Linked DNA regions of Homo sapiens: regions 1 and 2 are each linked to region 3. A link is a contact called in ENCODE Hi-C or POLR2A ChIA-PET data. All regions are on one chromosome and are shown on one strand. Each heading gives the region's core, a stretch centred on a gene start or an enhancer-like site at or near the end of the contact. The rest is flanking DNA. Distances are from core to core; before and after follow the strand shown. Region 1 holds the start of H1-10-AS1 (H1-10 antisense RNA 1). Region 2 holds the start of PIK3R4 (phosphoinositide-3-kinase regulatory subunit 4). Region 3 holds the start of LINC02021 (long intergenic non-protein coding RNA 2021).

What was found. Hi-C counts contacts between places; a loop is a spot of excess contacts on that map. ChIA-PET counts read pairs that join two places held with the same protein, here RNA polymerase II (POLR2A). Pooled maps may share reads with other maps.
Region 1: a loop to region 3 is called in a map of CD8-positive, alpha-beta T cell, with 13 times the contacts of the local background. The contact joins the promoter of H1-10-AS1 here to the promoter of LINC02021 in region 3. A Hi-C loop is called at or near these places in 1 of 168 maps with a recorded cell type or tissue (CD8-positive, alpha-beta T cell) and 6 of 50 pooled maps. POLR2A ChIA-PET finds 5 or more read pairs at or near these places in 1 of 52 experiments (MCF 10A).
Region 2: a map of ascending aorta shows a loop between it and region 3 (12-fold over the local background). The contact joins the promoter of PIK3R4 here to the promoter of LINC02021 in region 3. A Hi-C loop is called at or near these places in 6 of 168 maps with a recorded cell type or tissue (B cell, CD4-positive, alpha-beta T cell, CD4-positive, alpha-beta memory T cell and 2 more), 5 of 37 single-sample maps with no recorded cell type and 20 of 50 pooled maps. POLR2A ChIA-PET finds 5 or more read pairs at or near these places in 1 of 52 experiments (WTC11).

Annotation. Positions count from the first base shown.
Region 1 is chr3:129,312,980-129,317,770 of GRCh38, reverse strand. It overlaps H1-10-AS1 (H1-10 antisense RNA 1), which reads right to left and starts at 1,500. Exons shown (of 5, transcript NR_026991.1): 1 at 426-1,500. It overlaps H1-10 (H1.10 linker histone), which reads left to right and starts at 1,485. Exons shown (of 1, transcript NM_006026.4): 1 at 1,485-3,000. The coding sequence starts at 1,869. The coding sequence ends at 2,510. RefSeq lists silencers at 1,007-1,346, 2,147-2,276, 2,657-2,946.
Region 2 is chr3:130,744,302-130,748,476 of GRCh38, reverse strand. PIK3R4 (phosphoinositide-3-kinase regulatory subunit 4) reads left to right here and starts at 1,648. Exons shown (of 20, transcript NM_014602.3): 1 at 1,648-2,159; 2 at 3,213-3,991. The coding sequence starts at 3,259. RefSeq lists a silencer at 624-673 and an enhancer at 1,908-1,967.
Region 3 is chr3:130,109,117-130,113,635 of GRCh38, reverse strand. LINC02021 (long intergenic non-protein coding RNA 2021) reads right to left here and starts at 1,929. Exons shown (of 3, transcript NR_146653.1): 1 at 1,824-1,929; 2 at 892-1,014. It overlaps LOC124909432 (a long non-coding RNA gene), which reads left to right. Exons shown (of 3, transcript XR_007096083.1): 3 at 3-276. It also overlaps the pseudogene FAM86HP. RefSeq lists silencers at 1,229-1,398, 1,469-1,518 and enhancers at 2,519-2,568, 2,669-2,858.

The DNA.
Region 1 (4,791 bases), core at 251-2,750, 800 kb after region 3:
AAAAACCCATCCAGGCTCACCGTTTCCTCCTAGACATAATTTCTTCCTCTCTGGGGTTTATTCCCTTGACAGGGTGACAAAATGGGGGGCGTGTGTGTGTGTGAAAGGGGTGAGCTGGAGAAGAGGGGAGGTGCTGCTAGCCCTCACCCAGAGAAGCCTGCTTGGGCCCAAGGCCACAAATGCACCAACCCACCCCCTTTTCAGGGCCTTTTACTCTGTCCACCTGTAAATGTTCCTGTCTCTCACTCTGGGAACCCCAATTCGCCAGCGTCCTGTCCCCCCTCACCCCTCCATCGCTTTTCTATGCTGGGCCTCTGGAGACTGTCTCCTGCCTGCAACCCTGCCACCCCCCAGCCCCAGCCCCACTCCTGTGCCCTACATCACCTACCCCCAAAGGGATCCCCTCTCCTACCCGAGCATCTTACCCTGGCCTCAGCTTCCCCAAGTGGAGGCTGCAACGGCTTCAACAAAAACTGTCCTGTGCCTTCTCTGCACCCCCAATACTGGAATCAGCAGAGATCGGGCCGCCAGCCTTGCACAAGCCCCCCCGGGGAGGGTGGGGCCCGGGACCCTCTCCAGGACATGGTCTCCTTTGCTGTGTTCCCGCCATCATTTCCCTGTGCACGGGAGAGGGGGAGGGGTGCACCCAGGAACTAAGAGCGAATCCCTTCCCCATCCTCTCACAGGAATTCCTCTGGGTGTCACAGCCTCACCCCCGCCCACCCTGTCCCACCCTGGAGCCCCCATTTGGCTTTGGGGGGACCGGCGGCAGCTACTTGTGGATTACAAAATGAGGCCCTGGGAACATCAGCGGCAACAGGGTGGGGGGAGCGGCGAGGCAGTGTCCCTAGAGAGGTCCTGCCGTAGTCCTCCATTCCCCGGGTTGTGCCTAGGCTCCCAGAGGCACAACCAGAACCCGGGGTGCAGCTGGAGAGTGCCTCCCATCCGCCATCCCCTTTGGATGGGGCGGAAAACCCCCGAGGATGTCCTAGCGCAGTTCACGTTGCCCCAGCCGACCACGTGAGGGCGCGCCCTGTGTTAGTTTGGACAAATTAAAGCTCCTCTTGCGGGCAGGCCTGGAGCCCCCCGGGCCGGGACAAGGCTCGGGTGCCCGTGGCGTTCTCTGGGTTGCCGGCCGCCAAGCTCCCGGCCGTGGGGCCTCCTCTGGGGCCCGCGCTATTGGCCTCCAAACGAGGTGCCCCCCTCCTCTCGCGCTCCCGCAGCCTAGGGTGCACCTCTCCGTTCGCCTTTGCTGAGCCCTTCCAGGACGCAAGTCGCCTCTCCACTGCGCCGGGAGCTCAGGCCCTGTCCGGGGCGCCCCGCTGCGGGCGCGGCGGCGCTGGAGAGGCGCGGTCCGAGAAGCCAGCGGCCGGAGAAGGGGCTCCAAGAAGCACAAGTTGGCGCTGGCCCCGGACCAGGCTGTTGTTGTTCTCAACGTGGTCCGCCATGAAGCTATAAAAAGCCGAGAGAAGCGCCCTCCCGCCAGAGCGCAGCGCGCACGCCCAGCGAGTTCCAGAGGCGCCAGTGGAAGCTGCGGCGGCGGTGTCTCGCGTTCGGCGGGATTTCTCTTCGCTCCGGCTCGGCCTAGGTCTACGTCCCCAGCTCCAGCCGCCGGCTCGGACTCGGTCTCTGACCCCCAACTCGGTCCCCTAGTCCGGCCCCGGCTCCGGGCCCCCCAACCCTCGCTCCGGCCCGGCCCGGCCCCCACCCCAGCCCTGCCGCCCGGCCCCAGGCCCGGCCGCGGCCGCTCCCGCCTGGAGCCGCCGCGCGCCCCCAGCCCCCCTGCACCCCCTCGGCCCCTCGCCTTCCTCTTCCCGGCGCGGCCCCCCGGCTTCCGCGCGCCGCCCGCCACCAATCCTCTTGCTACCATGTCCGTGGAGCTCGAGGAGGCCCTGCCAGTGACGACCGCCGAGGGAATGGCCAAGAAGGTGACCAAGGCTGGCGGCTCGGCGGCGTTGTCCCCATCTAAGAAGAGGAAGAATAGCAAGAAGAAGAACCAGCCGGGCAAGTACAGCCAGCTGGTGGTGGAGACCATCCGTAGGCTGGGCGAGCGCAACGGCTCGTCGCTGGCCAAGATCTACACCGAGGCCAAGAAGGTTCCGTGGTTCGACCAGCAGAATGGGCGCACCTACCTCAAGTACTCGATCAAGGCGCTGGTGCAGAACGACACGCTTCTGCAGGTGAAGGGCACCGGCGCCAACGGTTCCTTCAAGCTCAACCGCAAGAAGCTGGAGGGCGGCGGGGAGCGGCGCGGAGCCCCGGCGGCCGCCACCGCCCCGGCCCCCACCGCGCACAAAGCGAAGAAGGCAGCCCCGGGCGCGGCCGGCTCCCGGCGCGCGGACAAGAAGCCCGCCAGGGGCCAGAAGCCGGAGCAGCGCTCGCACAAGAAGGGCGCTGGCGCCAAGAAGGACAAAGGCGGCAAGGCCAAGAAGACGGCGGCCGCCGGGGGCAAGAAGGTGAAGAAGGCGGCCAAGCCCAGCGTCCCCAAAGTGCCCAAGGGCCGCAAGTGAGCGTGTCGGCCGGTCAGAGCGGCCGGCGTGGGCTTTTCGGTGTTTTTGTTTTTCTACCCCAAGTGACGTAGATTTTGTACGGCTCACGCCGGCCGGGGCCGCGAGGCCTGGTCTGAGCCTCAGGGAGGGGCCCCGGGTCCTCTCAGTCTTTCCCCTCCCCCAACGATGTAGCGTTTTTCGTTGTTTGCTTTAGGTTTTTGAAACAGCCCCGGCGACGCCTCTATTGGCTCTCGGCCTTGGCAACGGCCGTCGTCATGGTTACTGGCCCCTAGGCGCCGATGGCCGAGGCCGCGCCTGCCCACCGGGCGGGGTCGCTGGTTGGCCGGGCCCAGGCGCGCGGGGACGCGGAGGCCGCGCATCCTTTCCCAGCTCCCCACCCTCCTTGCCTTTGGGTGCGCGACAAACAATCGCTCCGGGCTCAGGGCTGCGCGGCTCTTCCCTTCATTCCATGGGCCTTTTTTTGGGCACAATAAAGCGTTTAAACCTTTCAGCCTCTCTCGTTTAATCTGAGTGGAATAGGGATGGGCGCCTTCGGCACGCGGGGTTGGATGGCGGGCCCCTCGGGTCCTTATACCCCAGATCTGTTGGCCAGGGTAGGCCTGGAGCCAGGGGCCTTCAGCAAGGGGTGGGAATTGCTGGCTTGGGACGAACTTAAAGTACCTGGGACAGGGAGATAGACAGGATCGGTCCCTTAGGAGGGATGGATCTATCTGCCCCCACAGGGGGTCCATCGGCCATTGCGGGGAGCGGGATGGGGGAGGGGAGAGGAGGGGGGATTAATGGGTTTTCAGAGTTAATGGTCAGGGACCTAAACTTGGCCTCCAGAGAGGTAGTTCTTACAAAGTCACACCAGACTGGCCTGTAAACTTAGTCATTCTGACTCCAGCGAGGGTTAGAGTGAGATGTGACCAGGACGAAGTGTGGTGGCCAGAGAGTGGAGTTCCTGACCACAATCCAACGTGTGGTCTCAGAAGGGTATTTGCTGTCTCTGAGCCTATTGGTTAAGCTAGAGTGCAAACGGGACCCAAAGGATTGCTGGGAAAATTAGTAGGAGCAGAAGGATCTCCAGCCCTGGGACATTCTGGTATCCAGCATGTGGGATAGTTGTCTGTCCAGTTGGGCAATAGGTCAAGGTCTATTCTAACAGATGTCCCTAAAAATGGACAACTGCAAAACAGGCCCCCAAGGGCAGTGGAAACAGGGAAGCTTCTGAAACAGTGGATATATACTCATACCAGCGTGAGTGACTGGAGTTAGGTGAGAATGCAGGAGAGCTCGTTTTACCCTCTGTGTAAGAAATTGCAGAAACTACAGGTGGAGGCAGGACCTCCTGGCCATAGACTGGAGAGGAGGGAGCATTGCTGGAGAGGAGCCCAGGCCTGCTGCTACCCCTGATCTGGGCCTGGCAGACCTCTCTGCCGCCTGGGTGAGTTGCCACTCCATTCCCTCTGCAAATCTTCATAACCCATTGTGGCTTCCTCCCTGCTGCTTCCTGCCTCACTGAACTGCAGAGCCAGGTGCCAGTGGGAGTCCTACCTGCCCTGTCCTGGGCCAAGCTCTGAGGACACAGCAGTAGACAAAACCAGTCCAGGTGCCTGCCCTGCCCAAGCTCCCTGGCTAGTGTGGAGATGGTGAATGATGAGGGCAGAGGTACTATCATCAGGACACACATGGCTGTGGCTGTTTGGGGTCTGGGGGCCTGTGGGCACCTAGGAGGCAGGTAGGCCTAGGCTGGCAGCTCCACACCTGCTGCCAGATCATGTCCCAGTTGTCCAAATCTGAATCTCTGGGGCTAGGCCTGGGAATCAGCCTTCTGACCAGATCCCCAGGTGGTTCTGGGGTTCAGAGAGGGCTGAGGAGGGCTGCAGCAGGGGCCATGGGCACCAAGGCCTCAGACATTTGTCCTCTGTGGACACTGCTCCTTCCTGCCTGCCTGTTCAAGTGCTCCATGAACACTGAGTTTCATCCCTCCTTGAACCTTTCTCCCTAACCAAGGCCTCCACCTTGCTGACCATCTGTCCTTTGAGGCCATCTCATCATGTCCAAGTGCCAGCCCAGGCCTGTCCCATACTCCTTGCAGGGCCAGCCAATAGGCCACCAGGAGCTAGGGTCCAGGAGAGGCCTTGGCATACCCAGGATTCTAAAGAGATGGTGCTGCTGGCCAGCTAAATCCAGTGCCCCAAAGTGTGCTTTGGGCTGTCCTTATTCCTCATTGCCTTTCCATATTTCTCACCAAAATCTATCCTTTGCTGTTCACACCACCTGCCTCCACTAGTGGCTG
Region 2 (4,175 bases), core at 399-2,898, 640 kb before region 3:
ACAACTCAAATGTCTATTAACTAACAAAAGGGTAAACAAAATTATTTGCAACAACAAATAAATGAAGTACTAATACAAGCTACAATAGGGATAATCCTCAAAAACATTACCCAAAGTGAAAGTCAGTCACAAAGACCACATATTATATATAAAATGTCCAGAAAAGGCAAGTGTATACAAACAGAAAGTAGATTAATGATTGCCTAGGGCTGGAAGGGGGAGGAGAAATGGGGGAGAACAGGGAGTGACTCCGAATGGTTTCAGGGTTTCCTTTTGGGGTAATGAAAATGTTTAAAATCAGGCAGGCTGGGCGCGGTGGCTCATACCTGTAATCCCAGCACTTTGGGAGGTCGAGGCGGCGGATCACTTGAGGTCAGGAGATCCAGACCATCCTGGCCAACATGGTGAAACCCCATCTCTACAAACAATACAAAAACTAGCGGCCGGGCGCGGTGGCTCACGCCTGTAATCCCAGCACTTTGAGAGGCCGGGTGGATCACGAGGTCAGGAGATCGAGACCACGGCGAAACCCCGTCTCTACTAAAAAAAAAATACAAAAAATTAGCCCGGCGCGGTGGCGGGCGCCTATAGTCCTAGCTACTCGGGAGGCTGAGGCAGAAGAATGGCGTGAACCCGGGAGGCGGAGCTTGCAGTGAGCCGAGATCGCGCCACTGCACTCCAGCCTGGGCGACAAGAGCGAGACTCCGTCTCAAAAAAAAAAAAAACAAAAACCTAGCTGGGCGTGGTGGCACGTGCCTGTGGTCCCAGCTACTCTGGAGGCAGAGGCATGAGAATCGCTTGAACCCGGGAGGTGGAGTTTGCAGTAAGCCGAGATGGCACCACTGCATTCCAGCCTGGGTGACAGAGCCAGACTGTCTCCAAAAGAAAAAAAAAAAGGCCGGGCGCGGCGGCTCACGCCTGTAATCCCAACACTTTGGGAGGCTGAGGCAGGCGGATCACGAGGTCAGGAGATCGAGACCAACCTGGCTAACACGGTGAAACCCCGCCTCTACTAAAAATACAAAAAAATTAGCCGGGCGTGGTGGCGGGCGCCTGTAGTCTCAGCTACTCGGGAGGCTGAGGCAGGAGAATCGCTTGAACCCGGGAGGTGGAGGTTGCAGTAAGCCGAGATCGCTCCACTGCACTCCAGCCTGGGCGACAGAACGAGACTCAGCCTCAAAAAAAAAAAAAAAAAAAAAAAAAAAAAAAAAAAAAAAAAAAAAAATTAAAATCAGATTATAGGGATGATTGCACAACTCGATAGATGTATTAAAAACTACTGCTTTGTACATTTTAAGCAGGTGAACTTTATGGTATGTAAGTTATATCTCACCAGAACTCTAAAAATCCAGCTTGGGATATATTAGTTTTCCTAAATATTCTTGAGTTCTCTTAACTCTGTTCTGCTGTCCTGGGAGTGAAGGCGTGTCTGAGCAGATTCTAGGGGATGTCAGAAACCTCAGCGTTCGTGAATGAAAGGTAGAAGAGCAGGAAGGGGAATAGATCTTTGTCAGAGCATCATTTTCTCCCTGTAGACTCGCCCAAAGTAAGACCACGCCTTCCCTAGTTTCCTAGCAACCGGTTTCCTACCCTGGCAATTCCTCAAGGCTCACTCTTTTTCGTCACTTCCGCTCGGCGACAGGAAGTGAGGTCAGACCGGTTGCTTTCCCGGGAGTTCGGCGTTTGCTGGGGCTGCAGCAGCTGAAGTGTAGTGTTTTCTTGGGACTGGCGGTCTGCACTTCTCTCCCGGGTTCCATCTCCCCCCGCCCGGTGGTGAGGCCCTCGAGGAGGGCTCGGACGGGTGTAGCGATCCGCGCTAGAGGAAGACGAGGCCCGGGAACGCATGTCCCCCAGGGCAGGTTAGGGGGCTGGAGGGGTCAAATCCCGGGGTACTTGTGGAGACTCTTTAGCGTGGCTTCTTCTCTCTGCTGAGACCCCGAGAGCTTTCCCAGTTCTCCTCCCAGGACCACCGGGGTTCCTGAAGATCGGGACTTTTCTGCGCCCCTCCACCAACAGCCCATCTCCTGTCTATGAAGAAAGACCCTTCGTAGAAACAACTTCCCCGCTGCTGACGCGTTTTCCCGTCCCGTCCCCGAAGTAGTCTACTATGACCTCGTTGTGAGCCTCTGAACGATTTTGACACTTTCCCGAGGCCTAGGGTAAATGTTTATGTGTGCTCAAGGTCGTGTGTGTATATGTGTGGCATTTATTTCCTGCAAAACCTGAGTTAGCAGAACCCTGGGGTACGTTTAGCTAGTGTATACTTTGGTCTGCTTTTCTTTAACATCTGTGGCAAGGTTTCTTGTTGCAGACCAGCGAAGTTTGCACCTTCTTTTAGCTGGGTGAGAGGGCACACTGGAATTAGGCAGGAAGTGTCCAGGAGTTAACTGAATTTTTAGATCTTAGTTTGACCTTTTCAGTTTTCAGTTTTTCTTTTTTTTTTTTTATTTTTTGAGACGGACGGAGTCTCGCTCTGTCACCCAGGCTGGAGTGCGGTGGCGGGATCTCCACTCACTGCAACCTCTGCGTCCTGGGTTCAAGCAATTCTGCGTCAGCCTCACGAGTAGCTGGGATTACAGGCACCCACTACCACGCCCGGCTAATTTTTGTATTTTTAGTAGAGACGGGATTTTAACCATGTTGGCCAGCCCCGTCTTGAGCTCCTGACCTCGTGATCCTCCCGCCTCGGCCTCCCGAAGTGCTGGGATTACAGGCGTGAGCCACCGCGCCCGGCCAGTTTTAAGCTTTTAATGTGTCTCTTTCTTATTTCCAAGAAACTACAGATTCTTGGACAAGAACTATGTCATATGGTAACTTTGTAATTCTCATAGCCCCAAGCACAGCACGGAACACATAGTAAAGGCTCATTAATATTTTAAATTTAAATATGAGAAAATAACACAAACTAACATTTTTGGCTTAAAGTTGAAGAGGCCTATCTAAATATAGTTCAGCTCCTGGAAATGGCGATGCGCAATAGCAGGGTATTTTTAGGTAAAATAACAAGGTCTTCTTGGAGAAAATAACATGGTCTTTTTAGATAAATGTGTGTGAAATTTAGAGGCTGCCCCAGAAGGCTAGGTACAGTGCTGTTAGTGGAAGAGAAGTATGCTGCATCTGTCTTTTTGGAAGAGACCAAATAATGGAATAATGGTGTTTCACAGCTTCTTTGTTTCTTGTCTTTTTTCTTCATTTGTTTTTATTTTAAACAGGTATTATATCCTAACCTTACTAAAGACCACAGAGGTGCTTGCCATTATGGGAAATCAGCTTGCTGGCATTGCTCCCTCCCAGATCCTTTCTGTAGAGAGTTATTTTTCAGATATTCATGACTTTGAATATGATAAAAGCCTGGGGAGTACTCGGTTTTTTAAAGTTGCTCGAGCCAAGCACCGAGAAGGCCTGGTCGTTGTGAAGGTTTTTGCAATTCAGGATCCCACATTGCCTTTAACCAGCTATAAACAAGAGCTGGAGGAACTGAAAATCAGGCTTAATTCTGCACAGAATTGTCTACCTTTCCAGAAAGCATCAGAAAAAGCATCTGAGAAAGCAGCTATGCTCTTTAGGCAGTATGTGCGAGACAATCTCTATGATCGCATCAGTACCCGTCCATTCTTGAATAACATTGAGAAGCGCTGGATTGCTTTCCAGATCCTGACAGCTGTGGACCAAGCACACAAATCTGGAGTTCGTCATGGGGACATCAAGACTGAGAATGTGATGGTCACCAGTTGGAATTGGGTTCTTCTAACTGATTTTGCCAGTTTTAAGCCCACTTATCTTCCAGAAGACAACCCGGCAGATTTCAATTATTTCTTTGACACATCACGGAGGAGAACTTGCTATATTGCTCCTGAACGTTTTGTTGATGGTGGGATGTTTGCCACTGAGTTAGAATATATGAGAGATCCTTCAACTCCGCTTGTAGACTTAAATAGCAATCAGAGAACAAGAGGAGAGTTGAAGAGAGCAATGGACATCTTTTCAGCAGGTATTTGAGTGGGTCACATTTGCTAAGGGAGCATGTGTTTTTCTTTTAACTGTTAAACAGAAATGTGGCTTTTTTTAGTCACCAGATATTGAAAAGTTAATGTCTTGGTTTGTCCTCAGACGCTATTTCAGTTAGAGGCAGCATTCCTGCATTGGATATGTTTAAATGCCTAGGAAATGCAAAC
Region 3 (4,519 bases), core at 680-3,179:
AGGCAGAGAGCTGATCAAAACAGCAAAAGCAAAGCAGTGCCCCTGGCCCAGTTCTGAAGCCAACCTTCCTTAATCACCCAGACCCATCCCTGGTTAGGACTTGCTGTGGATTCTCACGTGACTCCATCTCAGGCTACAGGGACTGAGAGGGTGTATGCAACATCTCAGACCCAGAAACCGTTGATTCTGCCTAAAAACACAGCAATAACCACATCTCATCCTCTTGATTTAAATGAAAGGGTATGGGGGAATAAAAGATGAACCTTTTTTTTTCTTTGTCAGATCTTGCGCTCATTTGGTTCTGGTGGGGAACAACAGCTATAAGAGAACAAGTGTATTCAATTAGAATTAATTCCCCCTCTTATTCTCATAGCTGAGCAGGGCTCAAGTGCCTCTCATCTGAAAGAGGTAATAAGATTTAATCTGTCTCCTCATCTACCTTCTGCAAGTATACTTAACAAATTAGCTCTCGGGACTCTTCCAAATGGAGTTTTATGAGGAATTTGCTAAGGTAAACGTTTTAGACTTTGAACACAGTTCAGATTTCAGGGACAGTACTGAAATCTGAACTGTGTTGCTAACTGCCCTGCCTTTCAACTCAAGACACAATAACTTTGAACTAAAATAATTATATTTTTGTTGTTTTCCACTCTGTCCCCACGTCTATATCACCACAACCCCCAATCCCACCCCGCAGGAGCTAACTCCTCCTTCCTGTCCCCGCAAGATCAAAACTCCTCCTGCAAGCCCCGCTAGCTCTGTCTGCTCACCTTCGTGGCAGATATGCTATTGTACTTTTACACTCATTTGTGTGATAAATACTTCAATGTCCACTTCTTCCACGAGCCCCTGAGCCCCTGGAGGGCCTGGACAACACCGAGTTTTTCTCACCGTTACATCTCCGTTGTCAGGCACTTAATAAGTATTTGGTGAACGAATGGCTTGTTTGGTGACACTCCAAAGGCTGGGGGACAGAGGTAAAGCTCCCTCCTTTTGGGCCCCAGACGGGTGGCGCTGATGGAGAGAGGAGGCTAGGATAAGGCCTCCAGGACCGAAGCGCGCACCCGTAAGGCCCCTGCTAAAAAGACCTTCCTGAAGGCGGAGGAACTGCGAGTGCCTACGTTAGCCCAAGGCCTGACCTGACGATCCCAGGGACCCTCGCTCTAACTGGCCCCGCCTCCCGGGCCCCAAACCCGGACTCGGCCCCGCCCGAAGCTCCGGATCCTGGGGCCCGCCCCTGGCCCCGCGTCGGCAGACCGTGGGCTCGCTCCTGGACCTGCCTCAAACCCTCCGCAGGTAACGCCTCCCGAACTTGAGCCACATTCCGATCCCCTCCTCAAACCCCTCCCCGTTTCCCACACCCTGGACCCCTCGCTCCGTCTCGGCCCCGCCCCAAGCCCAGCTAGGTCTGGGCCCCTGAGCCCAGCCCCGACCGGCCTCCCAGTCCCTGGGTCCCTCCCGACACCGGCCCCTCCCTAAGCTCCGCCTCCCAGGGCCCGCCTCCTGAGCGCAGCCCGCAGCCTGGACTCCGCCCCGCCTCCCGGACCCTGGGCCCCTCCCCACGTGGGCCCGTCCTAAGCTCCGCCTCCCAGAGTCCGCGCACCGCCTGGCCATGTGCTAAGACATAGTCAACGCCCCGCCCCGGCCCCGCCTCCTGAGCCCTTCTCTGGGTCTGGCCTTAGCCCCGCCCTAGGACCTGTCTCCTGGGCTCTGCTCCGAGTCCCGCCTCCTGAACCCAATGGCGTTTATCCCCGCCCTAATGCCCGCCTCCAGGACTCTTATCCTGCCCTCACGCAAGGCACCGCCTCCAGGACGCCACCAACCTGGACGCTTCCGAAGCCCAGCTTCCAGGATCGCCCTATCCTGGCCCCGCCCCAGGACCCGCCAACCTGGAATCTACCCAGGACCTGCCCCAACGACGTTAATTCTGGCCCTACCCCAGGCCTCGCTCTCATGACGCTCATCCTGGCCCCACCCCAGGCCCCACCCTCCTAAGCTCATCTTGGCCCCGCCCTAGCGCCCGCCCCCAGGACGCTCCTCCTGACCCTACCCCTAGGCCCCGCCACCTCTCTGCCTCCGCGCACTACCCTGGGCCCGCCCCCTTTTCAGTCCAGGCCCGGCTTCCGCCCGGTCTCCTGGCAACGCTGCGGCCCCGCCCACGTCATGGCGCCTGAGGAGAACGCGGGTACCAAACTCTTGCTGCAGAGTTTCGAGCGCCGCTTCCTAGCGGCGCGCACACTGCGCTCCTTCCCCTGGCAGGTGGGCGGCGGGGCGAGCGGAGAGGCCTGCGGGGCTTGCGGAAGTCCAGGGGCAGACGGGATGGGTCTCCCTGCTGAAACCCCCGGCGCTCCTGCCACGTGAGTTCCTGGGCTCTCCCCGGTCAGGGCCACGAGACCCGGTCCCCGTCCCTGGGGCCTGGCCAGAGTCGCTCTCACCCCTCCTGCCCCGCGAGCTGGCGGCGGAAGCTGGGGGCGTCTCCACAGTCTTGGGGGGCAGACGCGCGCTCGGTGTGGGGTACAGTTCACGATCATTTTCATGACTTTTTAAAGGCAGTAATCGTTCTGGTCACTGGGACACAGCTGCCCTCGCCCATTCTAAAAAGTCAGCACCCTCAGGCCCGCGGGTAACCACCTCCTCCTGAGCACGGTGACCAGGTCAAAGGCTGTCCCTCGGGCCTCAGTGTTCTCATCTGTATGTCGAGCACTGCACAGAATCAGCTCATGCGCTGAGGCTTTCACTCCTGTGATGGAAGAGACAGAGAAGGGGGTGGCCTCTCCTCTCCCTGGGGACCTGCCATTCTCAGCACAGGCGCATGGCAGGCAGCAGCCTCCCTTCTGCCAGCAGAGGGGCTTAATGCACCCTGCTCCATTTGTAATTCATGTGCGGTGAGCTCACTGGGATGAGTCAGTTTGGATATATATTCCTCCCTGGGTCTGCCCCATTTTATGGGGTGTTGCTTAATCATTTGCGTTATTCCATTGACATGAAATATTTAGCACTCAGAGATCATTTCTGGTCAGGAGAAATTTGTGCATTTTTAACCCAAAATAGAAACCTTCATAAAAGCATCATAGGTCTCCATTCAGTATTGACTATAATTGTTCACATGCCCACGCTGAATGCTAACTTGGGCTCACCATCAACACCCACGAGGTGGGTACTATTATTATCACTCACATTTGACCAGAGGGATTGTTTGATTAGGGTGTAGTAGTTGAGAGTTCAGACCCAGGAGACAGCCTGCCTGCTTCAAATCCTGGCCCAACCCCTGGCCCTGTGTGACCTTGGGCAAGTGACTGCATCTCTCTGTGCTGTTGTTTTCTTATTAATAAAATGGTTGATATAATGATACCTACCTCTTAGGGTTGTTGTCAGCGTTGAGTACAAAAGCCTGTGGATCAGTGCCTGGCTCATGGCAAATGCATGTCGGTGTTAGCTAGTGTTTTTATTCAGTCTCAAAATGTTTAATAAATGCCTTCCGTGAGCCAAGCACCATGGATCAGCAGTACCCATGATAGATGAGGCTCTGCTTGCATGGGAGAGCTAGAGAATAAACAAATAAATGAATAAACAAGAAAAGACCAGATGAGAGTGGCTTTAAAGCCAAGAAAACAGGGGAATGGTGAATGGACCAACTGGGAAGAAGAGTCACTAAAGTCGGGGAATCAGGGAAGCCTTCCCCAAAGACGTGGCATTTGAACTGGGGCCTGAGTGGTGAAGCAGCCAGCCATGGGAAGGGTTTGGGGAACAGGATATGCAAAGGCCCTGTGGTGGAAACAAGCCAGCTGTGGTTGAGGAACAACAGCAATGCAGCCAGTGTGGCTGGAGTGGAGTGAGCAGTGTGGGCCAGGGGTGAGGGAGAACAGGCCAGAGAGAGGGATTAGGACCAGGTCTTGTAGGGCCTTTTATGGCATGGAAGGAGCTCTGAAGCAATGAAGTGCCTTGCTGTGTGTCACATACCAGCCGAGACAGTCTGCCTAACTCGGGAGCCAAAGCTTGCTGCTGGACTTGCCACTGTAAGAGGACAATGTAACCCAGGCTGGTATGGGCACATTCTGCATTTCCACTTAAACTCAGATGGCAAGCCCATCAAACCTTGGTGCCATGGCTGCCCTGGTAATTCCTGGCTGACCAGTGCAACCAGGGAGCTGGCCCATGACCCGGGTGGCCGCTAAGTAGCCAGGACTAATGCGGCCAAGAGTCAGCCTTCTTCCTGTGACTCATCCAGGTGCACCCTGCGACATCTGAAGGTCAGGCTTTCAGCCGCTGTGGCTTCCACTTCCAACTGGCTCCGCGTCCCCAGGGAGGGATCACATAGCGCTTTGCCAACACATTCTATTGCGTGTTTTAATGTTCCTGTGAATGCGCCCTTGAGATTTCTCTCTCTCCCGTCCACACGGAGCTTAGAAGCAAAATTAAGAGACTCATCAGATTCTGAGCTGCTGCGGGATATTTTGCAGAAGGTAAGAATTCCAGAGTCCCTGGGACTCATGACCCTGCCTCCTGAATCTCTCCGGAA